Regions from separate parts of the Mus musculus genome. Here all the other regions are linked to region 1. A link is a loop called in an ENCODE intact Hi-C map of the cell type or tissue named here. Cell type or tissue: heart. All regions are shown on one strand.

Region 1 (5,000 bases):
CCCCAGCCCCACCACCACTAGGTTTCAGTGGTGGATGCCTGTTTTCTGTCTCTGCCTGGCAGGTGTTCAAGTACTCATCTTTGTATAACTGGGACTGGGTAGGGAGTGGTAACTGACTCCCCAGGGAAGAGTGAGGATGGATCTGGAAAGTTCTCCACAGCAGGGGAGTGGGTGAAGTGTGTTTTATACAGAAGCAAGTACTAAGGTGCCAGGGCAGGGATGACCGTACCACAGAGAGGGTCAGTGGCCCGCGTATGAATGGAACAGAAGAGCCAGAGGCAGGAGAGACGTGAACAGGTGAGCCCGATAGAAGGAGCTGTGGGTTTATCTCAGGAACTCAGAACAGCCAGGGGAGGGTTTCAATCAGAGTGCAGCTTTTCAAGGCACCCCCTGTTGTCCTCTTTGGGGAGTAGGGGTGGTTGGCTAGTCACCAGGGGAAAGAAGGGCCAGGCAGCTCACAAGGACTGAGGGCTGAGCCCTTTCTAGGCTCCTTTTTCCTACCTGCTTGTTCCGAGTGGGACTGTTGCTATGGAGAGAGCTTGGGTTGCAGAGGACCCCAGGGCATCAGGCCAAGGCTGGGCAGTGGGTGCAGGGGACCTGGAGGGGGTTGCTTGAGTTTCTAACTGAATGCAGGCTTCAGCCTCCCCTGCCAGACTCAGGCAGCTGTAGCAAATGACAGAGTCCATTCATTTCCAGAAAACCTCGTTAGCTGGGAGGGAGGCTAGCTAGCATCAGGGAGAGGCTCTATGGCCTGTTGATTCACTATCAGGACAAACTGGCCTTGAACTCTCAAACCTGCCTCAGCTTTCCAATGCTTGGATTATAGGTGTGCACCCCCACACCTTTATGAAGTGATGTGGATTAAACCCATGGCTTCCTGTGTGCTGGGCGAGTGCTCTCCCGACTGAGCTATACTGTTGGCCCTTTCCTTTTAATGTGTGTATGTATGCCTGTGGTGTTTGTGTGTGGTATTATGTGTGTATGTGGTGTATTGTGCAGGCGTGGGGTAGTGTGTGTGTGTAGTGTAGTGTCTGTGTGTGGTGGTGTGTGTGTGTGTGGTATGGAGTATATGTGTATGTGTGTGCATTCCTGTGTGTGTGTGTGTGTGTGTGTGTGTGGTGAGTGTGTGTGGTGTGGGCTGTGTGTGTGTGTGCATCCCTTTGGTGTGTGTGTGTGTGTGTGTGTGTGTGTGTGTGTGTGAGCATTAGCATAGGCTAATGTCAGATATCTTTTTGGATTATTCTCCACCTTATATGCTGAGGTAGGGTCTCCCACATGAACCCCGACTTCACCAGTTCTACCAGCTTGTTCCAGGGATTTCATCTTCTTTGGAGACTGGGTTACAGATGGGCATTCGTACCCCGCCTTTTACCAGGATGCTGGGGATCGGGCCTGGTCCTTGTTGGCTTCCCCACTAAGCCATCTTCCCAGCCCTCTGCCCTCTCAACTGCAGACGTGCAGAAGGGTGGGGCAGAGGGGCAGACAATCCACAGCAGCCTTTACAGCAGGACTGGAGGATCCATCAACTATAGGAAATTCCCATTACCTCAGGGAGCGTGACATATCAGACCCCTCGGAGCTGCTCTCAGAGGTATCTCACCAATGGCCCTTTCCTATAATAATGAGTTTGCCGTATTTCCTCCCAAAAGGAATTCACAGTCGAAAAATAATTTCCTATGCCAGTCATCTCCCAAAGTTGAAAGAACATTAGAACAGCAATCTTCAAGAAAAATAAAAGCTGGGAGATTTATAACAAAGGGAGGCTTCAACCGGAAACGTCTCTGGCACATCCGTCAAGGAGACATGAGGTGGCAGTCAGGTGCCAGCAAGGAGACAGATTCCCTGGGAGGCTGCTGGTTCCCAGCGCAGGCTGGTGGGCGCTTGGTATTTGCAATTCAAATACTGGTTGCCCCTGCCATCAGGGACAGAATTTTCAGAAATAAGGAATCTCTTGGAAAAGTTTCACATTCAATTATAACAGCTTTCCTGTCAGATCTAATGCTAGGAAACTGAGCACATTTATAACTGCCAAAAACCTAAAACCAACCAACCACCACCCACAACAACAACAAAAAAAACCCCTTCCTTATTTATATAGAAAATAGACTCAGATTCAATACTCAGAACAATAAGCATAAAATAATCCCCCCACACACGAATGACTTGGAGGGTAGTGTAGAAGGCATGTGGACTGCAGAGCGTCCACCAAAGTCCCTTGCTTCATTCAGGATACAGCCAGCATCCTGTATCACTGTGTTCATGGATTTGGCCCATAGGGGGCGCTGTGCTTCCTTGAGAAAAAGGCTTGCAATTAAGTGGTCTGAAGCCTAAGAGGCCCTCCCTCCCATGAGTTGGTGTGAGTTAGCCTCCTGTTTGCAGAGTTAAAACCCAGTAGGCAGGCATGGAGCTGTGGTCCCAGCACTGGGGAGGTACTAGCAGGGGCATTGCAAGTTCAAGGGCCGCCTGGTTACCTAAGAAGACCTTGTTTCAAACATCAAACAAAACATGAGGTTTTGGGCACTGAAGCCTTTCTTCTGTCCCATGTCTACTGAAGTCAGGCCTGAGGGTGGCTCTGGAAGGGAGGACAGTGACAGGTGGGGGGTTGAACACATGAGCCATATCGTGACTCTCCAGATACCCACTCTGATCCTGGTACCTGCACAGTGTGTGACCTTATCTGAGCCCTAGCTTCTGTGATCAAGTTAAAAGAAGTTAAAAGAAGCTTACATCGATCGGGTCAGGGGGAACTGCAGGCCAGTGCTGTCAACGGGGAAATCTGGACACAGATGCCTGGATCTGAGAGCCACGAGGAGAGAGAGGCAGAGCCTGGGGAGCCTGGGATATGGAGAGCTGAGGAGGCTGGAACAGAAGTCCCCTGGGGACAGCCGATTTGGGATGTCAGAGGAGAAGCACCTCCTGCTTTAAGCTCCTGGGTTGTGGCTCTGGGTCTCTGCAGTTCTCGGGAACCTGTGTGTGGCTGAGCGAGGCTGAGGGACAGTCAGGGATCAGACGGACACCTGGACCTCCCCACCCCCATACCTCATCCTCAGGGGACTGAGGACACACACCTATGCTTACTCCACTTTTCCTTATTTGTGTGTGGCGTGTGCATGCATACATATGTATTCATGTATGTACATGTATGTAAGGATACTTGTACATGGGAGTGTGGAGGAATATCCAGTATCTTCCTCAATCATCCAGCCCCCCTCTCCAACAGTTGGTAACTTTTTAAAAATATATATTTATTTATCTGTGTGTGTGTATGTGTGTGTGTTTGTGGGGGTGCGTGGGTGCAGCATATGTGTGGAGACCAGAGGACAACTTGCAGGAGTTGGTTCTCTCTTTCTACTGGGTGGGTTCTGCAGCCCATCTCATCAGGCTTGGCGGCAAGCACCTTTACCTGCTGAGGCATCTTGCTTGCCTCTCTACCTTAGTGTTCAAGCCATCTCTTACTGAACCGGAAGCCCCCCAACTGGCTAGGCTGGCCGGCTAGTGATTCCCAAGGACTCTCTTGTCTCTGTCTCTCCAGGGCTCGTGAGAGGCAGTAGCTGCCATGCCTGGCCTTTTCTGTGGGTCCCGGGGAAGAAACTCCTCGTTTATTGATGGCTCTGCAGACAGAACGGTCTCCCAGCCCCCACGCTTCCTCTCCCTCCCAAGGACTTTCACTGCATGAATTTGTGGGACCTGGTCACACCGTCCTTGGGGTGATGCATATTATGGGCACTGGGCAACTTATCCACATCGTAACACTGCTGTAGAGAAGGGAAACTGAGCATCAGGGAAGCGTCCCAGCTCACAGTCACAAGTAATGTTAGAGCGAGGGCCTGGGTGACTCACTTATGTAAATCTTAAAAGCATTGAAAGGCTAGAGACTAAGGGCTTAAGGAGATTTGGGGACTTAAAAAAAGATTAATTTTATGTGCATCTGTGATCTATATGTATAGACGTGCACTGCATGGATGCTTGGTGCACATGGAGCCAGAGAGGGCCCTGGATTCTCTGGAACTGGAGTCACAGGGGATTATGAGCCACCCGGTGAGTGCTGAGACCCAAAGCCAGTCCCTTTGCAAGAGTGTCAACCGCTCCTAACTACCGGAGCCATTTTGTTTTAGATCAGAGGGTCTCCCAACCCATGTATAGGTTGAGACCCCTTTACCAAACCTTTACCTCCCAAATATTTACATGACAATCCCTAACAGTAGCAAAATCACAGTTATGAAATAGCAACAAAATAATTTTATGGTTGGGGGTCACCACGGCATGAGGAACTGTATTAGAATGTCACAGTGTATGAAAGGTTGAGAACCACAGTGTCAAACGGTCTCAGGTAGCCGAGGCTAGCCTCAGACTTTCTACGCAGATGAGGGTGAGTCTGAACAACTGGTCCTCCCTCCACTACGCCTGTGGGCTGAGAGCATGGGTGTGCCGCCATGCTTGACTTAACTAAAGGACAATGAGCCGGATCTGAGAGACAGATGTGGCAGGAGAAGCTGGACCTTCAGTGGGCTATATGACCCAGGCAAGGCCCAGACAGACCCCCATGCCGAGAGGTAAGTCCTTCAGGGGAGGTTCCAAGACTCGGGGGGCAGATGGGGACTCTGCAGCCACAGGCCATAAGGGTCATGTGTGGGTGGGTGGGCACACAAGGGGCAGCTGGACCGTGAAGAAGAGAGCTGTGTGTGCACACTCAAGTGTGTCCCTGTGTGCACTCCGGGGAAAGGAAGCCGGCAGCAGACAGGCAGGAGGAAGGCCAAGGGCAGAGAAGGCTGCCATTGTGAAGGTGGGGACAGCTGCACCAGGGTCCAGAAAAGCATCCAGGACAGCCGGAGTCTCCCCTGTGTAAGCAGAGAGATAACGGAGAAGCAGCCCATGCCGGGAGAGGAAGTGATGGGGGCTGATGTGTGAACCCATCCAAGCACCTACTGTGGGCCAAGCTGTGTGAACCCAACCAAGGACCTACTGTGGGCCAAGCTGTGTGAACCCAACCAAGCACCTAC
Region 2 (5,000 bases), 680 kb after region 1:
CGGCCAATCCTGAGTTGCTACACCTGCACCAGACTCTTTCCTTGTACCCCTCCCATACCCATTTCTTGAGAATAGACATTGTTTAGATCTGGAAATCCCCTCCTCCCCCCCCCTTTCTCTCCTGAGGGCCTATAAAAACTGGGACCTCTTTCCCCTCGAGGTCGACTCCTCTACCCCTGCGTGGGATATGAGTCGCCCCAGAGCTCTGGCTTTCCCCGAATAAAGCCTCATGTGGTTTACATCAAGCTTTTTATCGTGAGTTCTTGGGTGTTCGCTATTGTCCTGAGGCCTGAGCAAGGGGCTCCTCTCGGAGTCTTTCAGCTGCAGTGTGGCTGCAGGACAGAGGGGCCTGGGAACAGTGCTAGCTGTATTTTAATTTCAGGAAACAGCAAACCATTTCTAGATAACTACATATCCATCACTGCATGGGCAGTGTGTTAGTTGTTTTTTTGTGGCTGTGACCAAATCACTGAGCGGATCTAAAGGGAGGAAAGATTTATTTTGGCACATGGTTTCAGGGATACAGTCTGCCATGGTGGGGAAGCACCCAGTTGGGTGTAGCAGCAGAGCAGCACGGTGGGAGCGGCCAGTCTGATCCTTGAGCATTGGGAAGCAGAGCTTGGCTGTACTACACTGACTTCCATTAGCTAGGCCACAGTTCTAGGAGTGCCACAACCTCTCAGGACAGCGCCACCAACTGGAGACTAAGTGTTAGAACACATGAGTCTGTGGGGGGGACGACGACGACATTGTATTTCTAAACCATAACACATACTAGTATTAACCAAATGTAGTTGTCATTTATCTGAAATTCTTACTCAGTTTAGGACAGATACATACAGGAAGGAGGAAAGTGGAGGCCAGAGAGCTGGCTCCAGAGTTAAGAGTGCATACTGCTCTTCCAGAAGACCTAAGTTCTGTTCCCCACACTCTTGTCGGGCATCTCCCAGTCCCAGGAGGATCTGGCATCTCTGTCCTCCACAGGCACTTGACACACACACACACACACACACACACACACACACACACACACACAGACAGACAGACATACATGCGTAAAGGTAAGTAGAAAGAACAGTAATAAAACAAAAAGGGAGGGGAGAATAAAAAACACAAATTTGTATCAATAGTTTTCATTGCTGTGTGAAAGCCGCCCGAGGCTTATTTTAAGTGTGCACCCCACCAGTGAGCAAAGCATGGCAGCAAGATCAGCCCTGCCAGTGAGCAGGCGGGGGCAAGGGGGCCTGGGAGGCGGGGGCGGGCGAGTCGGGCTGGAGCAAGGGTGAAGGGAAGATCAGCTCTGCCAGAGAGCAGGCTGGAGCGAGGGGACATGGGGGGGTGCAGAGCAAGCTGGCCGGAGGAGGGGGGTTAAAGGGGGGCGGGGGGGGGAGAGATCAGCTCTGCCAGTGAGCAAGCCAGAATGAGGGCGGGGGTGGGGTGGTGTGGGGTGGTGCAGAGCAAGCCGGGCGGGCGGGCCGGAGCAAGAGGGAGAGGGGAAAAAAAAGATCAGCTCTGCCTATGAGAGCTGGAATGGGCGCTGAGCTGGTTGATCACAGTACCACAGTCAGGAAGCAAAGACCATTGATGGACCTCAGCTTGCTGACAGGGTCTCCAGCACCAGCTGACTTCAATCTTCCCGTGTAGTAAACCTGAACTCTTTTTTAAAAAGAACATTTCAGAGACTTTGTGATTTAAAAAAAAAAGGACATATTTTTGTTATTTTAAAGTATGTATTATGTGTAGGTATGTGCATATGAGTGCAGGCGCTGTGGAGATTTGAGGCAGCAAATCCTGTGGACCTGAGTTTGCAAGCCATTGTGAGTGGCACAACGTGGATGCTAGAAACTCGGGTCCTCTGGAAGAACAGAATGTGCTCTCAACCACTGAGCTATCTCTCCAGCCCCTGTCTTGCACTTTAAAATATTTTAAATTACGTTTACTTATCTACTCAGGGAGGTGACACTTAGGGACAACTTGCATCTATCATTTCTCCTCCTTCCACCATCTGAGTCTCAGGGATGGAACTCAGGTGACCAGGCTTGGTGCAATCGCCTTTACCTGCTTAGCCATCTCACCAATTTCTGATAACTTCTTTTCCATGACCACCGATGTCTTTTACTCCTTGATTAGTTATCAGAGTGGTTAGCATGCCCTGGCACAGAACAGGTATGGTCGTTAGGGTGCTGTTCCGATCAGTTTTCTCACCCAAAGGACAAAAGAGAAAGTTACCACCAAGCTGCCTAGGAAGTAGCACTGGCCTGTGCTTCTCTCACAGGCTGTGCGGACTCGATTCATTTAAAACTCTTGTAAATAGAATCAACGAATGAAGCAAGACTGACGATTGGGGAATGAAAGAGACCACGGTGAGAGGTGATACCTGACGGCAGAAACTGTACCCACCACGCATGCAGGGCAGACCCCGAATCTACCCTGCACTCATTCCATACAGAAATGCAGATTCGCTTCCACCCCGCACCTGCCTCAAACTCTTCCTCCGCAAAGTCTCCATACCACACACATCGCCTCCGCCCCATACGCCGCATCCACCGCGCACTCACCCAACACTCGCCACAGACCCTGCATCCACTTCACACATTCCATATTCACTTGGCACAGACCACAGACACAGCATCCACTCGCAGAGGACAGACCTCTCTCTCAACATCAAGCCTGTACACACTGGAGAACCCACATCCACCCCACACAGATCTCAAACCCCTGCATCCTCCTGTTCCTGCTGGTCGCGAAACCTTCCTCAGCGCGGCTCCCAAGAGGAAACTAGCTGCTCCCTCCGGGCTATCGACCCGGACTCGGTCCGGGATACCGACACCGACTAAGCCCGGGCATCTTGGTGGGCCACCAGTGCTCTGAGGAGCTGAGTGGCGACGCGGGGGATCGCTGGGATTTGTAGTTCCAAGGCCACGCCCAGCACTACGGGTCCCAGGAGGCCGTGCGTGCGACAGGGGCGTGGTCACACTGCCTAAGAGGCTTTCTCCTCCCCGGAGCTAAAGAGAGCATAGTTTTCCCCCCATGCTTGTCTCCATCCTGGAGTCCTGACATCTATGGCGTGTTCATTGTGGGCCAAACACCGTTTCTCAAGACTAGTAGCTGAGGCGGCAGCGTCAATACTTTTTAGACGAGCAAACTGAGGCCCGAGGTCAGGAGCCCTAAGTCACTGGTTTGAAAGGGCATTGGGTCACAAGGCATTCAGACCCCAAGTATCACGGTTTACATCAGAGAACAGCTTGCGATACAGTGGGGGAAACTGGTGCCGCCAGAAGTGGCACAAACTGTCACCCCATGTCTCCTGACATGATGAAAAGCAGAAGAACACTAGGTAGTGTTCTTGCCTCCGCCACCCCCCCCCCCAAAAAAGTGTCTCAGCTATTACAAAAGAAGAGAACCCGACAGGAGCAACATGATATAGGGAGAATTTGGGGAAATCTCAGTGACTACCTTTCCCGACTGTCAAACCTGAAGAGCTGAATGGTAGCATCGGAACCTAAATCTAGAAGAATCTGACAACTTTATAGGGCCAAATCCAGTGGGGGAGAGAGAGGGAAGGAGGGAGGGAGTAAGAGAGAGAGAGAGAGAGAGAGAGAGAGAGAGAGAGAGAGAGAGAGAGAGAGAGAGAGGCAAAAGCTGCTGCAAGGGGGCTGGGGACATGGTTCAGTGAGTCCAGATCTCCAACAGTCACGGAGGCGCCCTTGGGGTTAGGAGTAAGCAGAGATGACATGATCCCTGGGGCTCACTGAAGTTCAGTGAGAAAGCCTATCTCAAAAAAGCAAGATGGAAGGTGATGGAGAGATGGCTCCGTGGTTAAGAGCACTTGTTATTCTTCCAGAGGTCCAGGGTTTGATTCCCAGTGCCCATATGTTGGCTCACAGTGGTCCATAGCTCCAGTTCTGCTACCAGGGAACTCATAACTGTTTCTTTATTTGACCTTCACTGGCACCAGGCACCCATGAGGTACACAATTATACATTTGCCAAACACACATATAAATAAAATATACCTTAATTTTTGTTTGTTTGTTTTTAGAGACAGAGTCTCTTTGTGTAGCCCTGGCTATCCTGGAACTCCCTCTATAGATCAAGCTGGCCTTGAAACTCACAGATTATCCACCTGCCTCTGATATTAAAGTGCTGATAATAAAGGCATGTATCACCACACCTGGGTCAAAATATAATTTCAAAACACATTTGTGTGAAAAAGCCAAATCATCTAAAGAGCAGTCTCTTGGCAATCAGTTTGGACCTAAGTATCAGACAAATATTCCAGCAGGACAGGTGGAGTCAAAAGTTAAAGAATTAAGGTGTATGCCCGGCGTGGTGGTGCACGCCTTTAATCCCAGCACTCGGGAGGCAGAGGCAGGCGGATTTCTGAATTCGAGGCCAGCCTGGTCTACAAAGTGAGCTCCAGGACAGCAAGGGCTACACAGAGAAACCCTGTCTCGAAAAAACCAAAAAAAAAAAAAAAAAAAAAAAAAAAAAAGAATTAAGGTGTATTTCAAAACTCCTCCTTCCACCAGGGGCATGAGCAAGCCTCTGCTAAACTGATCAGAGTGGACGAATTTTCACACTCACCCCATTTTTTTTGTGCTGTTCATGGAATACCAGCTATAAGTAGGAGGCACCTTTGAGTTTAATTTACACAATTTACTTGAACTGGGGACTGTAGCTGTAGTTGATTAACATGGGCTCTCTCCCTGGCAGCGGCAGCTGCGCACATTCCTCGCTACCGGCCCCAATGCTTTGGATTCTCAAACGAAAGAAAGACAGACAGACAGACAGACAGACACACACACACACACACACACACACACACACAGAGAGAGAGAGAGAGAGAGAAAGCCTTATATTTAACATCTCAATCAGCTTAATGGTTAGGCCACTCCCCAATTTCTACACTGCTAACACCTCCCCTCCAAAACTCCTGAGTTATTACTTATTAAAATCTATATTCCACCTTTGCTACCTTAGGGCCAGTTGGGGGTGGTG
Region 3 (5,000 bases), 330 kb after region 1:
AGCTATGTGTCCTCCTGGGATTGGTCAGTCTGCTGGCACTTTAATTTACATGCACCCGCTCCGGAGATGTTGGCGCCAGATTCGGGCTAGCGCCTGCGCAGTGGCGTTGTTTACGGCGCCATCTTTTAGGCGCCCAGCTGCCTACATGTTACAGCCCATCTCCTTTCACTTAAGGATAGGACATGTTGAGGGGTATCCAGCCGAAGTGAGAGGGAATCTGTGGGTGGCTATGATATACGATCAATGAGTCCATGAATGAACTGTCAAAAAATAAAGAAAAAATTACTTAAAAAATTTTAATGGAGTTGAATGCTGTTGATACCTCTCACCCAAGCTCCTCCAGGGACAGCACAGGGACTAAGGAGCACTGAGAAGCTGGGCCAGCTGGTCTGGCACCCGGTCTTTGTCTTCCATGTTGTGAGCTCATGGGCAGGTGTCTGCCCCTCTCTGAACCCAAACAAGCCTTAAGAAACCTCACATCTGTCTCCCTTATCGTAAACGTTGTGTGTCTATCTGTCCTCTTTCCAGCTGTCCCCCTCCCCCCAAGTAGCAGAGTTAACAGATATTTCTGCTCTGTTCTCATTTGCATGGAAGACATCAAGTTCCCACGTTGTCATTTCCATTTCTCCGTGCTAACAGATCCTCCAGGAAGTCGCTAACTAGAGCGCGCTCATCCCAGAAGCCTTCTGGACCATCAAATTTTTGAATAAATATCTTTTTATTTGTTGCTCCCGCTGAGAAGCCTATAAGCATCTGTGCTACACCAGGAAGGTTTCATTATTTTCCTAAGATTGATGCCAGTCAGCCCTGAGATCACCTTGAAGTGCCTGCATTTGTAAGGAGCCCTGCAGCCTCGCACAATCAGACTCTTAAGACTCATTAGAATTGAGATTTGCATCTGCAGTCGGGCAAAGGTGATATGGTGAGACACACGGGAGCCTTGTTCAGTCCTAAAGGAATGTATTCTAGAACACTCTGGGGAGTGGTCTTACATGCACACACGTGTGTCCATGCCTGTGGAGATCGGAGGTCGGCATCTGGTCTTTCCCCAATTGTTTTCACCATATTTATGAAACAAGGTCTCTCATTTGACACGGAGCTTGCCAGTTTAGCTAGGCTGTTTGGCCAGTGCTCTCCTAGGATCTGCCTGTCTCTGCCCTCCCCTACCCCTCCCTGTAGCCATGGGCAACCACATACAGCTTTTGGAGTGGGTGCTGTGGAGCTGAATTCAGTTCCTCGTTCTTGTAAAGCAAGTACTTTATTGAATGAGCCACCTCCTTGGCCGTCCTATTGATAAAGGTGCTAGGAGGTCACAAAGAACCTCACAACACACGTCTTCTGCCATCGCTGACCCACATCTACAGCTTATGCACGAGTGGACAGTCTATTGCTCAAACTGGACCACCTGCTTAGCACGTGGGAAAGTTAGGACTCCATCCCTGGAAACACACACACACACACACACACAGAGGTAAGCCTAGTGGTTAGGGAGGCAAGCAGACATACACTGACACGCCTAGTCCAGATGAGAGTGTGCCCTCGCCCTGCAGTCTGGGGGCCAAACAGGTGGAGTGTGCTCCAGCATGTTCAGGGAGCTGGGGTCTTAGTACAAAATAACAAATACCAGGATGTACGATGGCAGCACAAGATGCTAAGAGACCCAGGGATGGAGCTACCTGTTCAGCTGCCCCTTTGAATAGAGACCTCATATTGAACTTGCCCTCACTCAGTAAAAAGACAGTGATGTCCAAATGCTGGGCAGGGGAATGAGCTTGACCTCCTTGGTCCCCACAGCAGACCGGAGACTCTCAGCGCTGCGTGTGCTCCTGGCTGTCATTATTCAGTGCTTATGTTGCTGTCTCTCTCCTATTAGACTCAGTTTTCCAGCTCAGAGATGAAAGTGCGTCTTCTATGGACCCAGTCACAGAAAGCAGCCGAGGACAGAAAGACGGAGCACAGAGGAGGCTCCCCTCCCCTCTATCCTTCCCACCATCTCCACTCCAGCTCAGATCTGCTGGTGCGGGATCAGTGGCTGGCTCAGCTCAGCAGCCATCTTTCTAAAACAGAGCCGTGAACCTGCCATTATCTCTGGGGTCTCGGTGAAGCACAGCGAGATCTAAGCCGGCTGGCCCTTGCCTCTCCAAGGCTGCCTGGGTGGTGTTCTGAATCCAATCAAGAGGTCAGCAGCAGGCATCACCAGGGGCTAAGGGTGGTCACTGTGTCCTTTGTATCCTGATTGGCAAAACCACAAGGCCTTCCCCCAGCACCGACCTCCACAGACTTCAAATACTGTTTGACCCTAACATAACTCAACTTGAAAGAGACAGTTGGTTACAAAGTGTTTGCTTGGCAAGCCATTCAGACAGCTTAACGCTCAGCGAGAGCTCAGTTGGTAGAGTGCTTGCGGAGCAGAGCAGGGCATGAACAAACACTGTGCATGGGACGTCCCAGCACTGTACAAACTGTGAGCAGGGACACTCACTTGTAGTTCCTGTAGTTGGGAAGTGGAGGCAGGAGGATGAGAGGAATCTGAGGTCATCCTCTATTATGTAGCGAATTTGCAAACAGCCTGAGCTACACCGGACTGAGGCAAAGCAAAACAAAACAAAAACAAAGGCAGGGATCTAAAAGTGAGACATTTGGTGCTGGAGAGAGCACTCACTGCTCCTGCAGAGGACTAAAGTTCAGTTCCCAGCGCCCACAGCAGGAGACTCACCACCACTACAACTCCAGCTCCAGGGGTCCCCAGCTCCAGGGGTCCAATGCTCCTTTCAGGCATGTGCTGGCACCCAAAGTCAGGTGTGCATACACACAGATAGAAAACAAATCTTTATTAAAGAGATAGAATAAAAAGACCACTGAATAGGCTACTCTGACCCCAGCACTCTGCTGCCCCCTATAGGTCACTTTTTTAGTTTTCCAGTGTATCCCTCATTACTTTCTCCTGCGAATACAAACAGAATGGGCAGCATCACTTTCGCCTTGCTGTAAGCCTTAACTTCACCTACATCCAATGAAAACACGATGAGCGGCTTCCCATCTTGATGTCACGTGGCACTTTGCTTACATGCAACAATAATAGAACCACCTCCTATCTGTACTTTATCCATTTCAGGCTCCCTCAGGATGCCCATACCCCACTGTCTTTATTTGGTTCGGGCTTTATTTTTAATCAGCCACCCGCAGAGGGATGTTCATATTGTTTCTGTCGATGGTTCCCACCAACAAAGCTGTGATGTATGAACTCAGTCATCAGTATCTAGATTCGGGGACCCACAGGAGAAAGACACAGGCGCCAGAGTGCTGGCACAGAGACCAAGAGCGTTTGTCACTTCACAGGGATGGCCGCTGATGGTGTAGCACAATTTGGCTTCCAGAGGCAATTGTCGGGAATGTATAGTTCCTCATGGTCCTATCAGCATAGAATAATCACCCATGTTTTTTAATTTTTCCCCTTAACGACAGTGAAAGCTTTATCTCTTGTATGTTACTGGGGCATACGATAGAGATGGCTCCATGGATAGGCGCTGGCCACACAAGCGTGAAGGCTAGAATTTGGGTCCTAAAAAACCTACCCAAAACCTGAGTAGACGTGGCAGCTGCCTGTTATCCAAACACATACAGGACCAAGACAGGAGATTCCTGGAGCGGGCTGGCAGGCCAGACTAGCCCAATCAGAGAACTCCCAACTCAGTGAGCAGCCCTGCCTATGATTGAGAGTTGTGGAGGATACCTAATGCATGTGCACACATGTGCACATGGACCTGAACATACGTGTGCCCATGCTCATGAGAACATGCATATACACACACACATGTACACCACACATATGCACATGCCAAGAGAAAAAAAAAAACATATTTTCATCAAAACCATGTATATTTAAAAGATAACTAGGATCCCATACATTAAATGGTCCCACTGGTAACCCATGACGGAAGAGTGACAATAATGTGGTTTGAACATGAGATGTCCTCTAAAGGCCATCTTGTTGCCATCTTGGTCCCCAGTACAGTGCTCAGAGATAGGGCTTTGGGCAAGCAATTGGATCATAAGGGCTCTGATCCAATCAGTGGGGGGATGTATTGATGTCGCCCAACCTGATGAACTACTGTGCTAACCCTAACCCTAAACCCTAAACCCTAACCCTAACCCTAACCCTAAACCCTAACCCTAAACCCTAAACCCTAAACCCTAAACCCTAACACTAACCCCTAATCCCCTAACCCTAACCCTAACCTAACCCCTAACCCTAACAAACCCTAACCCCTAATCCCCAACCCTAACCCTTACCAGAAGGTAGGGCTGATTGAAGAAAGCAGGCCACTGAGGGAGTCATGGCTGAGAAGGGCATGTCTCTTGTCACCCTGTCTGCCTTCTGTCAGCTGCGACATAAGCATCCTCCACCACGTCAGACCCGTAACTATGGCACTAACTAACCATAGACTGAAACTGGCTAGAGAGACCCTTCTCCTTCTAAACCACTCCTCTCAGACTTTGTCACAGGGGTGACAAGTTTGACTAGCACAATTGCCATGCCCATTCTGCCATGCAGGTGCCTTCAGGCACTCTGGATAAAATATTTCCAACATGATAAGTGTGACCCAACCCTCTGCCAGGGCCATGTAGCTGGAGAGTCAGCATAGCTCTTTAGAACTGTGTGAACTGAAGTCCCCAGAAATGAGCCACAGCCACGCTGGCCATTCTGCAAGGCTGATTGACAGGTTAGAATGTAGTAACTGTGGTGAGGTTGGAATGTTGCAGATCCAGAAGCCAAGTTATGTTGGACCATCTTAGGCCTAAGTAGCCATTTCTTGTCTGCCTCCGCGTGTGACCTAACACCCTTGTGACTATTAGATAAGTTATTTTGAAATGTATCACCGGACTCCTAACAAACTTTCACCAACCCAAATGCTAAGAATGTCAGTAGACAGCGTTTGAGGCCGATTGCAGTGATATTCCTACTTTGTTGGAAACCACCTATCTGATGTTTCTGCGGG
Region 4 (5,000 bases), 240 kb after region 1:
CTTTACCGCAATACAGTTGGTTTGGGGCCTGGGGCCTGGGGCCTGGGTATCCCAGTGACAGGCTGGTCTGCTGGGACAGTGGGCTATGGCAGCCACAGCCTCCCCTCCTAAGTTGGGGTGATAACATTTCAGGACTTTGGCAGAAGTCTCTTGGGTTGGGTAGGAGAAACAAAGCAAAACAACAAACAAACAAACAAACAAACAAACAAGTCTCTCTGGTGGAGAACCAGGAGCTTAGAAAAAAGCCTTTGGCTCAGAAGTGTCAGGTGACCTGCCCAAGGTCTCAGAGCCTGGGGAGAGGTGGCTTCTATTTTCCTCAGGGCAGCACAAGCAGGGGTGGGGATCAGGGGCACAGAGGGCTTGCGACAGACAGACCACTGACTGAGCACACATAGAAAATAACAGGAAGATCTGCTAGAGTTGCACAATAAATAAACAACTCTGCGCACAGGAGTCAGTGCTCGGGACCACCAAACATGGAACACTTACAAGCCCGTCAATTACCCGGCTGGCCGAGCTCCCAGGCCATCAATCACCCAGCTGGCCATGCCCCCTTGGACCTCTGCTCTTTCATCACTGGGCCCCAATGGCCCTCACACACCTGCCTCATGGAGCTGAGGTGAGTCGGTAAGTGGCTCATAAGCTCCTCAAAGGGCCCTCAGCTACTACCATCGCTGAGTGGGGGGTTATTTAATTTCCTACCCTCAACTGACTCTGCTTCCAAAGGAAGAAATATATTTCATCCTAATTTTCAAAAAAGTTCGTGAGGCAGAGAATTGTTGGATAAAACAAAACGAAACAGTCAATTAGCACACCCTCAAATTAGTAAAACCCCAAACAGATAAGAATAATGCCATCTAGAGAGACAGCAGTGATCAGTCCCAGAAGACTTCCTGGAGGAGGAAATTCTAGGTTTGTCTGCGAAGAGATTCAAGGGAGGTGTGGGAGGAAAGCAGAGCCAAGGACACCCAGGGAGAGAAGAGGATGATGGGAAATCTGACCAGTTATAATGGGCAAATCATGCATTAATGCTACCATCAAGACCTTCAAGGAGAGGCAGTCTCCTGGAGCGGGGCCATTAGCGGCTGTTGATGCTCTCTGGAGTCCACAGGCCAGAGACAAATCAGGAATTCTGGTGCACACAGCGGAGGGGACGTATTATGATCATGTCGGGGCCAGGCATCTGCCTACGTGTGACAAATGCTGATGAATATTAATAACCATTTGTTCCCAGGGGACCACAAATCAGTTAATTAGGGCCCTGTCAACCTGTTTATATTATCTATAAATGAAGACCCATCAGCAGCCAAACATGAAGTTAAGCGAGCCGTGTGTGGGCTGCCACTATCCCAGGGATAAATGACGCTGCCAGCTCCTGCTGAGCCCCCGCCTTGGCAGGGAGGTGGGCACAGCTCCTCAACACCCTCATTTTAATCAAGTCGTTGGTTACACGAGGCACATGACAGCCCCTGAGTTTCCTTGCGGCATGTGCAGGAAGGGGGTGGCGGGGGGGGGGGGCATGATTTAAGACTGCCGGGAAATTAGCTCCCATCCAACCTTGGAGGAGAGAGAATCACCCATAAATCACTATTCCCCGGGCAGGTAATCAAGCCCCCATTCCAACTCTGATTACCCCTGGGCCTCTGTTCCCTTCACATCTTCCTGATGTGGTTGGAGAGGGGACACCCGAGTCACCAACGCCAGCTGGGTCAGGCTGGCATTCTGAATGGCTTGCCTTCTCTACACTGTCCCCCTGCCCTTTGCTATCCAGAAGTCACAAGACTCTAGGGTCTGAGGCAAAGAGAGAGAGAGAGAGAGAGAGAGAGAGAGAGAGAGAGAGAGAGAGAGAGAAAGATGGAAGTAAGGATAGGATTAGAGGAGACAGAGTTTTCCTCAGACACCAGAGCACGCCCAGTACTATGCTTCCAGCTGGAGAGCAACGGTAGTGAAGAGAACCATTGAGACTTCAGGGACAGGAGAGAATGATAATGTCTGAGCCAGCAGGGCTGCTGGGGGGTGGGCGGCGTGTGTGGAGACTGAGTCTCCTGTTTCATTCTCCTTTCTAAAAACCCCTGTGAGATAAATTCTTGTAATAGCTTTTCCTTTGGGTGAGAGACTCTACCATTTCTTGATCATTTTTTTTGTTTTGTTAGTTAAAGACAACACTAAATTCCTGGACGCTCATTAGAATGGGTCTAGTTCCCGGATAGGACTTGTCAAGATAACATCTGAGCGGACACCATCTCTCCAGCGAGAGTTGGAGGGAGCCGAGTGGTCTCGCCTGTTCCAGTCCAGGCTTTGCACCTTGTAGTCTCCTCCTCTGCCTGTCTGCCTTCTCTGTGACTCATGGGGACACTGGCTGCTAGAGCGAGGGTCCCAGGCTGATCCAGAAACAGGACCCCTTGGCCTCTTCACATCTGCGTACTTCACAGACATGGTCCTGTACATGGGAGATAAGACTCAAACCCCATTCACCCAGGTGGACATCAATGACAGACTCCAGGATTCCACCCAAGGCAAGTGTACCAGTGTACCAGTGAGTGTACCGGGGTTCCTTGCAGGAGTGTGGGCGACTAAGATGAACATCACTGAACATCTCACCCCAGCATGGGGCTGGAAGGGCAAGGCACTAACGCTGCGTGCCTGGAGCTCCTTGCACAGCTTGCTGGTGACTAGGAAGGTCTGAGAGACCCCTGCTCCCAGGAGACTATCACCATTCATCTAGGCCTTGTGAATGCCAAGGTCAGGTGCTTCCCAGGTCTTTAAGTTTCCTTTGCTTCCTGGATCCTAGCAAAGTTCTTTCCAGGAAGCAAGGGACATATCTCAATGCAGAGGAAGTAATTGCCACAGGTTACAGTCACAGGGCCTGGGGCCGACTTTATATATAGTTCAGCCTGAGATACCAGCCAGGATCTAGAGAGTGATACAAAGGAGACTTCTCTGAGCCTCGCACAGGCTCACTGGGTCTCATGTGGCTAAGACAAAGCTAGCTGGCCTGTCTCAGCCCTCCACACTCCCTTTATGGATGAAGAAACAGACCTGCACAGTGCAGATCATCTGCCTGAAAAGCTGGCAGGCCGTCTGTCTGTCTGTCTGTCTGTCTGTGACAGCGTAAAGCCCAGACTTTCATGTGCAAAGTCCCAGTTATTATATCAGGTGACATTTATTTTTTACCAGCCGCACAGAACATGTCAGGAGGCTGTGAATTGATGGCTTACTGTCACCTCCAGGGAACATGAGAAGGTCATAAGTTAACTTACGAACACAGGGGCGCAGCCAGGGGTGATTTGGTGGGGCAGTAGCCGTCCCAGAGGGGCATAGTCACGTATCGGCAGGGTCCCCCAAGTGCCTGCCACTCTCCAGGCTGCTGGCTTACAAGCCTTGCTTCCTCTCACCCTAAAGGAGCCATCAACAGGAGGTGACAGGGACCATAACTCTGAAGGGATGACTGTGGAGCATTGCTCGTTTCTGGCTGAGTGGCGCTGAGCGACATCTGGTGATTTAGAGACCCATGGCGAAGATTAGAGGAGAGAAGCTAAATGGTGTTTTCCTTCCAGGTCTGGGCCGGCTGCAAACAGGCTTCTGTGGAGGAAGCTGATAAAAAAATGATCTCGTTCTACTCACAATCAGTTCCAACAGCAGACCGCACAGTGCCCCAAGAAATAAGGCATTAGCAGTGGCCGGCTGGGACTAGAGTCTTCTAAGTACAGCGATCCTCCGGCAGACAGAGATGAGGGTGCGAAGTGTTCAGACCCCGCCCCGTGCACCCACACATCCTTCTTTTTAATGAACACTGTGGAGTCATGAGGTATTTGCTTCGATAAATGCATGCAAACCACACTTCTTTCTCAAGAAAAGAGTTGCCCGAAGAACACTTGTCCCAGGAGCAGGGGATTCTGCAGTGAGGTCCTGGGTCTGTGTCACAGACCCTGGCCCCTTCCCATGTTCAGTATGTTTGTCCCCTCCTATTCCCCGTGCCACCCAATTTACTTCTATAACGTCTCCCTTTATTCAGACCACATTCTTTGGGTGGCACAGGGATAGCCATGTGACCCAGGCCTGCTCCACTCCTGTCTGCCCTCCACCATGGGGTGAGGAAGGAGGGGGTCACGTGACTTGAGCCTGCCTAATCGCTGCCTGTCCCGGGATGGTTGCTAGCAGGGTTAAGAAGGCTGCTACTGTTGCCACTAGGGCAGGGGCAGTGCCTGGACTTGCCTCTGCCTCTTTTCTGAGCCAACCCAGAACTAAGAAACAGAAGCGAGCCTGTCAAGGCCCAAGGTTACCTCCTGGATCCAGCTGCACCTGAAGCCGCACCTCCCTCTTTTCTTCCCTTCACATTGTTAAGAATTCATCTTTTAGTTAGTTTTATCTGAATTTCTACCACGTGCAATCAGAAGAGTCCTGAAAACTGCTGCTTCCTTGAAAGACTCCATCTAGTCCAGAGCAGTGGTCTAGCCTACAGCCTCCCTGTGAGGACACAGTACTAAGTGATCTTCCCTTCCTTTATCTAACAGGCACACACGGGACAGGACTTACCCTCCTCTTAAGGCCCCGTCTCAACCATGCAGAATACGAATGGTTCCTACGGGTCCACTATGACTGTGAGGACAAACTCTACCTTTCTTCCACTGATATCTGCTCCTGTCCCAGCCCAGGCTGGGCTAGGGCTCTGAAGAGCCTTCATCTTCCTGAAGCAATTCTAGAAGCAATCAGAAGCTTGCCTCCCCTCTTCCCAGGCTCCCCCACCACACACACACACACACACACACAGAGTCCTTGTTGCCTGAAATGGATTTCCAACAGGTAGAGCAAGACAGGAAACCTGCCACTGAATCCCCCTGGATTGGCACAGCACTCTGTTTCCTGCCAGCCACTGAGAGAAGGGGAAAGGTGAATCAACAGAACGACCCACTCTGGGCTTCAACATTTTAGATGCCCTTTGGCTCAGAGCAGAGATGTCTCTAACAGCCAGATACCTGAGGTCACCTCCCACCCTGCTG
Region 5 (5,000 bases), 230 kb after region 1:
TAAGGGCTCTCATTAACCCTGCTTCACTGATTTACACACTCATGGGTGGGTGTGTAGAGTGTTTGTTGTAGTATGTATGTATGTATGTATGTATGTATGTATGTATGTATGCGGTATCTGTGTTAGTTAGCTTTCTGTGAATGCAAGGCACACCCTGGACAATTGTCTGAGTGAGAGGACAGGTTTATTTGGGCCCACGGCTCTGGAACTTTCAACTCCTGTTTGTTCGGGGGTGCCTGCGTCTCTGGGCCTGAGTGCAGAGGTGCCTCACGAGTAAGCAGATCTCTGTATGGTGGCCAGGAAGCAAAGGAAGCTCTGAGAGACCAGAGTCCCACAGCTTCCACCCCTGCCAATGACTTGAAATAGACCCCACCTTTTAAAGGTTCTATCGCCTCTCAGTCGTATCCTCCCGGGGACTAAACCCTTGACCCAAGCAAGGCCTTATAGGGACATTTCAGATCCAAGCTGGCACACAGTACCTGGGTATAGCTGAGAAGTGAGCAGGTAAGAAAGTGTGACCCTGAGAGACTTGACGATGATTCGGTGGGTAAAGATAGCACTTGCTGTGCACGCAGACCCTTGTTTAGATCACCACAACCCAGAGGAGATTACTACAACCCATCTTGATGCGATGCTGTTGCATGCAGTATAATCCCAGCACGCCTACAGAGAGGTGCGGGGTGGAGAAGGGGACTAGTGACAACTTGGGGGCCGCTACCACGGTGTGCAAACATGTGGCAGGGGCAGCTCTGGAGGCTGCCCACCCACACCCATGCACATGCACAGAGAGGGGAGGAGAGGGAGAAGGCCAACAGGTCTCCACTCCTAAGATCTTGGTATCCCGTGCAGAACCAGACAGCCATCGGGGTCTCTAGACAGCCTGCAGCTTTAAGTAAATTCCCCAGCCTGGGGGCCGAAGAGCACAGCTGCCATCTACCCCCGGAGAGCATCTTTGATTAGAACACCCAGTGGACTCTGGAGCAGCAGATGCTGTGTGGCTGGTGAACTCGGAGGGAGTGCAAGTCATATCAGTACCTGCTCTGAGAAACTAAGAAACTCCAAAAAATTTTGCTAAGAAATAGATTCCCCCCCTTCTTTCCTTCCTCCCTCCCCTACCCCTTCCTCCCTCCCCGCCCCTCTCTTTCTTTCTTTTGAAGTGGACTTCTACCTTCAAATCTAGACTTTACAGAATCAGGGGTAAACAACAGCAGCCCAGAGTTTGCTGCACTGCTCGCCCCCATCTTCTTTGCTGTTAATTTGTTCCAGGACAGGAAATCCAGCCGTCATGGCTCTCGGAGACCAATTCACAGTCTCAGCTAGCTCACAGGACAGGAACCTGTTGTTGTCTAGCCTCCATCAAAGGCTTTGCCCTCTGGCTGCAAACAGGCCAGACCAGAGATGACTGCAGTTGCTCCTGCTCAGCTCCGTCCCTTTGTGGTGCTGTCCTGGCCCACAGATGGGCGCATGCCCAGGACAAAGGGTCCATGAAGGGAGTGAGGGCGTACAAGTGCCGGCTCATGAACACACCTTTCCCAAGGGCTGCTTCAGCTGACGAGAGGGGCTTCTTCAGAGAAAGGCCTACTCAGGTCCTCCATGTTTGATTTCTTTTTCTTTTTTGGGGGGGGGCGTGGTTTTAGCTGTTATTAGGTTTTTTTTTTTTGTTTTGTTTTGGTTTGGTTTTAATATTAGGTTGTAGAACTTTCTTACATGTTTTAGAAATGGATCCTGTATCAGATAAATAAACACTCCATCAGCTTGGTAGGCTGTCTCTTTTACTTTAAATGTTGTTCTTGGCTATGCAGAAGTTTTAGTTTGATGCTAACCCATCTGTCTATTTTTGCTGTGTTTGCCTGCATGTTTATGTCATATAAAAAATACACACACACACACATGCACACACACACACATATACACACACACACACCATTGCCAAGGCTACTTACTGGCTAATGACCAACCTGTGTGTTCTCTGAATTTACAAGTTTGGCTTCCCATTGGCAAGTCTGCAATGCAGTTGGAACTGATTGTCATGTGTGTGAACACAGGCTCCACATTCTCCCTTCAGAGAATGTGCTGGGGTCTGGCTTTCCCAATATCATTGGACAGGACCGGCCTTTTGCCGTTGTGTGAACTTGGCAGCTTCATGGGAAGTCTGCTGACGGTCCATGTGTGGACTCACGTCTGGGCTCTCCGCTCGTAAGTGACAGTGTTTACTAATTTCCTTTTCAGACAGCTCATGACCAAATGCAGCTGACTCTTGTTGCGTTTGTGATCTGCAGATTTGCTGGTTTGTTTCTTAGTTCTAACAGACTCCCCCCACCCCACCCCCTTTCCTCAGAGGTTTGTATACAGTAGATGACAGGATCAACAGATAGAAACAGTTCTGCTGCGTCTTTCTCTGCTTGGATTTCCGTCCTTCTTTCTTGCCTTCTTGCTTTGTCTCGGCCACCTAGTGCCCAGTTAAAGAACAGTGTTGAGTGCTGAGCACCCTCCTTGCATGGTCTGAGAGACACAGCTTTTGCTTTTTCACACGGACAGCTAATGAAGTGTGAGGTTTTTATTTATAGTCATTGCTGTATGGAGTTAATTTCCCTCTACTTCCAGTGTGTTGGGCATATTTATTCTGAAGGGGCCCTGCACACATGTGGCATACACTCACAGATGCATGAAGTCACAAATAAAATATTTTAAAAATCTTTTTACTGAAAAGGACAGTCTGTCTCAGCGTCCCCAGGGTTCCCCCCAAACCACAAACCCAAGACCTACCAAGGATCGGGCGATCTTCCTTCCCCATCGGCTTCCGAGTGTCAGCAGCTCCGTTGTCCTTACTGTTGACCTGACCAGCATCATACTGGTCTGCTCTATCAGTCAGCAAAGCCGCCCAGCCGTGGCCATCTCTACTCCCAAGTGATGGTGGCACAGTCATGTAATATTTAGAGGAAGGAAGCAAACAACAATTATAACCAGAAGTATCAGGAGCTGGAGAGATGGCTCAGCAGTGAGTTAGATCCGCTCCTCTTCCTCTAGAGGACCCAGGTTCAATTCGCAGCACCTGCCTCAGGACTGCTCACAACCATCTGCAATTTCGATTCCGGGGGACCTGACGCCCTCTTCTGGCTGCCTTGGGAACTGCACATATGAGCTGCATGTACATACACATAAGCAAATACTCATATAAATAACATCAAAAATACATTTAAAAAAATAGAATTATCACAGTTCAGAGCTGAAGGCTCTATCTGTGGACCAGGAGGTTACAAGAGCTGCTTCAGAGCATGGAGGCTGATGACACAGACATGGAATCCACTAGAACAGTGGTTCTCAACCTCCCTAATCCTCGGAACCTTTAATAGAGTTTTTTATGTTGTAGTGGCCTCCCAGCCATAAAGTTATTTTCGTTGCTATCTCATAACTGTAATTTTACTACTTTTAGGAATTGTGATGTAAATATCTGATATGCAGGATATCTGACGTGTGACTCCCATGAAAGGGTCATTCGACCCCCAAGGGGATCAGAACTCACAGGTTGGGAACTGATGTACTGGGGCCCGGGGATCTCAGAACTTCACTTTTCAACTCAATGCAGCCGTTCCAGGAATTCATCTTCCTAAATCAGTGATGCCCTCAGCCCTGGCCAGAGAAGTTTCTGGCCAGCAATTAATGCTGAGATTCATGAGTGGCTGAATATAAACACCTCCTGCATGCTCAGTCCTACATGGGACATCTCACCCCGCCGCCCAAGGTTCAGGAACACTGTAGAAGAGAGGCAGAAAGAATGACGGGCTGGAGGATGGGAGAGGGGCTCTGGAAAGCTGTCTTCTGGATATGGCGTGGCCGTTGTTCTTGTGATCTCACAGCATCTGTGGATCCTGCACAAGGTCAAAGCAACATGATTAGTCAACATCTCACGGTGGATCCTGCACAAGGTCAAGGCAACAGGATCAGTCAACATCTCAGGCAGTCCCGCCACACTCAGTCATTTACAGATAAATAAAGGAGAGGGCATGGCGTGCCAATCGGATGTGTGGGGAGGGGGGTACCTGGGGGTGGGGAGGAGGGGAGACTATGCAGATGTGTTACGAGGACTACACATTGTTCACAGGTATGAAATTGTCAAGAGATATTCTACTGAAAAAAACAAAGAAGTGTACTGGCTTTGTCTTTCAAGTCTGACTTTAATACTATCTATAATCTTTAACAGTACTTTTTAATTGCAACATTCTAAAAATGTGTGTAAGTATTTAGCTAAAATTACTTCTTTGGGGAATTAAATTGTTTGAATATGAAAAAAAACCTGGAAGCTTTATATGAAGCAGCTATTCCACTTCTGGGTTATTTAAAAAAAAAAAAAACCTGAAATCTGGGTCACAAAAAGTTTTAACACACCCTCATTCATTAAACAGCCCAAATGTCCACTGATGGATACACATGTGGTACGGACAGGAGAAAACTATTCACCAGAAAAAACAAGACCAGATCACAGCAGCATATGACAGACCACGGATACTGAGAGTAAGCTTGTGACAGTAAACACTGCCCGGTTCACGTTCCCTGGTGCCGTGAAAACAGCCACACATAGAAACAGAGTGGAGAGCAGTCGGCAGAGGCTGGAGAAGGGGAAGCGGGGACCCAGACACCAACAGGCATACTGTTTCAGGGTCAGGGGCTGGGATGCGGCAGGGAGTCAAGAGTGCTTCTGGTTCTCTGGAAGCCTGAGTTTGGTTCCCAGCACCCACTCAGGAACCTCATACTGGCCTGTGTTTCCAGCTCCAGAGGATCTGATGCCCTCTTCTGGTCTCTGAGGGTACCTGTGCTCACATGTACACCTACACAAAGACACACAACCTACACAATTAAAAATGAATAAGATTCAGGGTTTTTGTGTGTGTGTGTGTATGAGGGTTCTCCTTGCATGCGTGTCTGTGTACTATGTGTATATATATATATACACACACACACATATATATATATGGTGGTGTCTATAGAGACCAGAAGAGGGT

Evidence for each region. Hi-C counts contacts between places; a loop is a spot of excess contacts. Peaks named below come from ENCODE experiments on the same cell type or tissue, not always from the same donor. Only the 100,000 strongest peaks of a DNase experiment are listed, where the experiment ranks them.
Region 2: a loop joins it to region 1, with 2.4 times the contacts of the local background. A loop is called at or near these places in 6 of 42 quality-filtered maps.
Region 3: it touches region 1 in a loop (5-fold over the local background); 19 of 42 quality-filtered maps call a loop at or near these places.
Region 4: a loop joins it to region 1, with 2.0 times the contacts of the local background. A loop is called at or near these places in 5 of 42 quality-filtered maps.
Region 5: it touches region 1 in a loop (2.4-fold over the local background); 5 of 42 quality-filtered maps call a loop at or near these places.

What each region holds. Positions count from the first base shown.
Region 1 is chr2:166,106,237-166,111,236 of GRCm38, forward strand. All of the region lies in intron 3 of Sulf2 (sulfatase 2), which reads right to left. Among named protein-coding and RNA genes, the nearest start is that of Gm52534, 11 kb to the right of the region's middle. In heart, a CTCF peak has its summit at 2,267 (motif pointing right); a DNase peak (open chromatin) is centred at 2,275; H3K27ac peaks cover 2,236 bases.
Region 2 is chr2:166,783,891-166,788,890 of GRCm38, forward strand. No RefSeq gene overlaps it. Among named protein-coding and RNA genes, the nearest start is that of Trp53rkb, 7.4 kb to the right of the region's middle. In heart, CTCF peaks have their summits at 699 (motif pointing left) and 2,869; a DNase peak (open chromatin) is centred at 2,921; H3K4me3 peaks cover 1,637 bases; H3K27ac peaks cover 1,148 bases; H3K27me3 peaks cover 823 bases.
Region 3 is chr2:166,437,736-166,442,735 of GRCm38, forward strand. No RefSeq gene overlaps it. Among named protein-coding and RNA genes, the nearest start is that of 5031425F14Rik, 7.2 kb to the right of the region's middle. RefSeq lists an enhancer at 2,885-5,000. In heart, a CTCF peak has its summit at 2,899 (motif pointing left); no DNase peak of the experiment used is centred here; H3K27ac peaks cover 813 bases.
Region 4 is chr2:166,345,374-166,350,373 of GRCm38, forward strand. No RefSeq gene overlaps it. Among named protein-coding and RNA genes, the nearest start is that of Gm14268, 42 kb to the right of the region's middle. In heart, no CTCF peak of the experiment used is centred here; no DNase peak of the experiment used is centred here; H3K27ac peaks cover 3,006 bases.
Region 5 is chr2:166,336,524-166,341,523 of GRCm38, forward strand. No RefSeq gene overlaps it. Among named protein-coding and RNA genes, the nearest start is that of Gm14268, 51 kb to the right of the region's middle. In heart, CTCF peaks have their summits at 2,455 and 3,130 (motif pointing left); DNase peaks (open chromatin) are centred at 1,412 and 2,128; H3K27ac peaks cover 2,180 bases.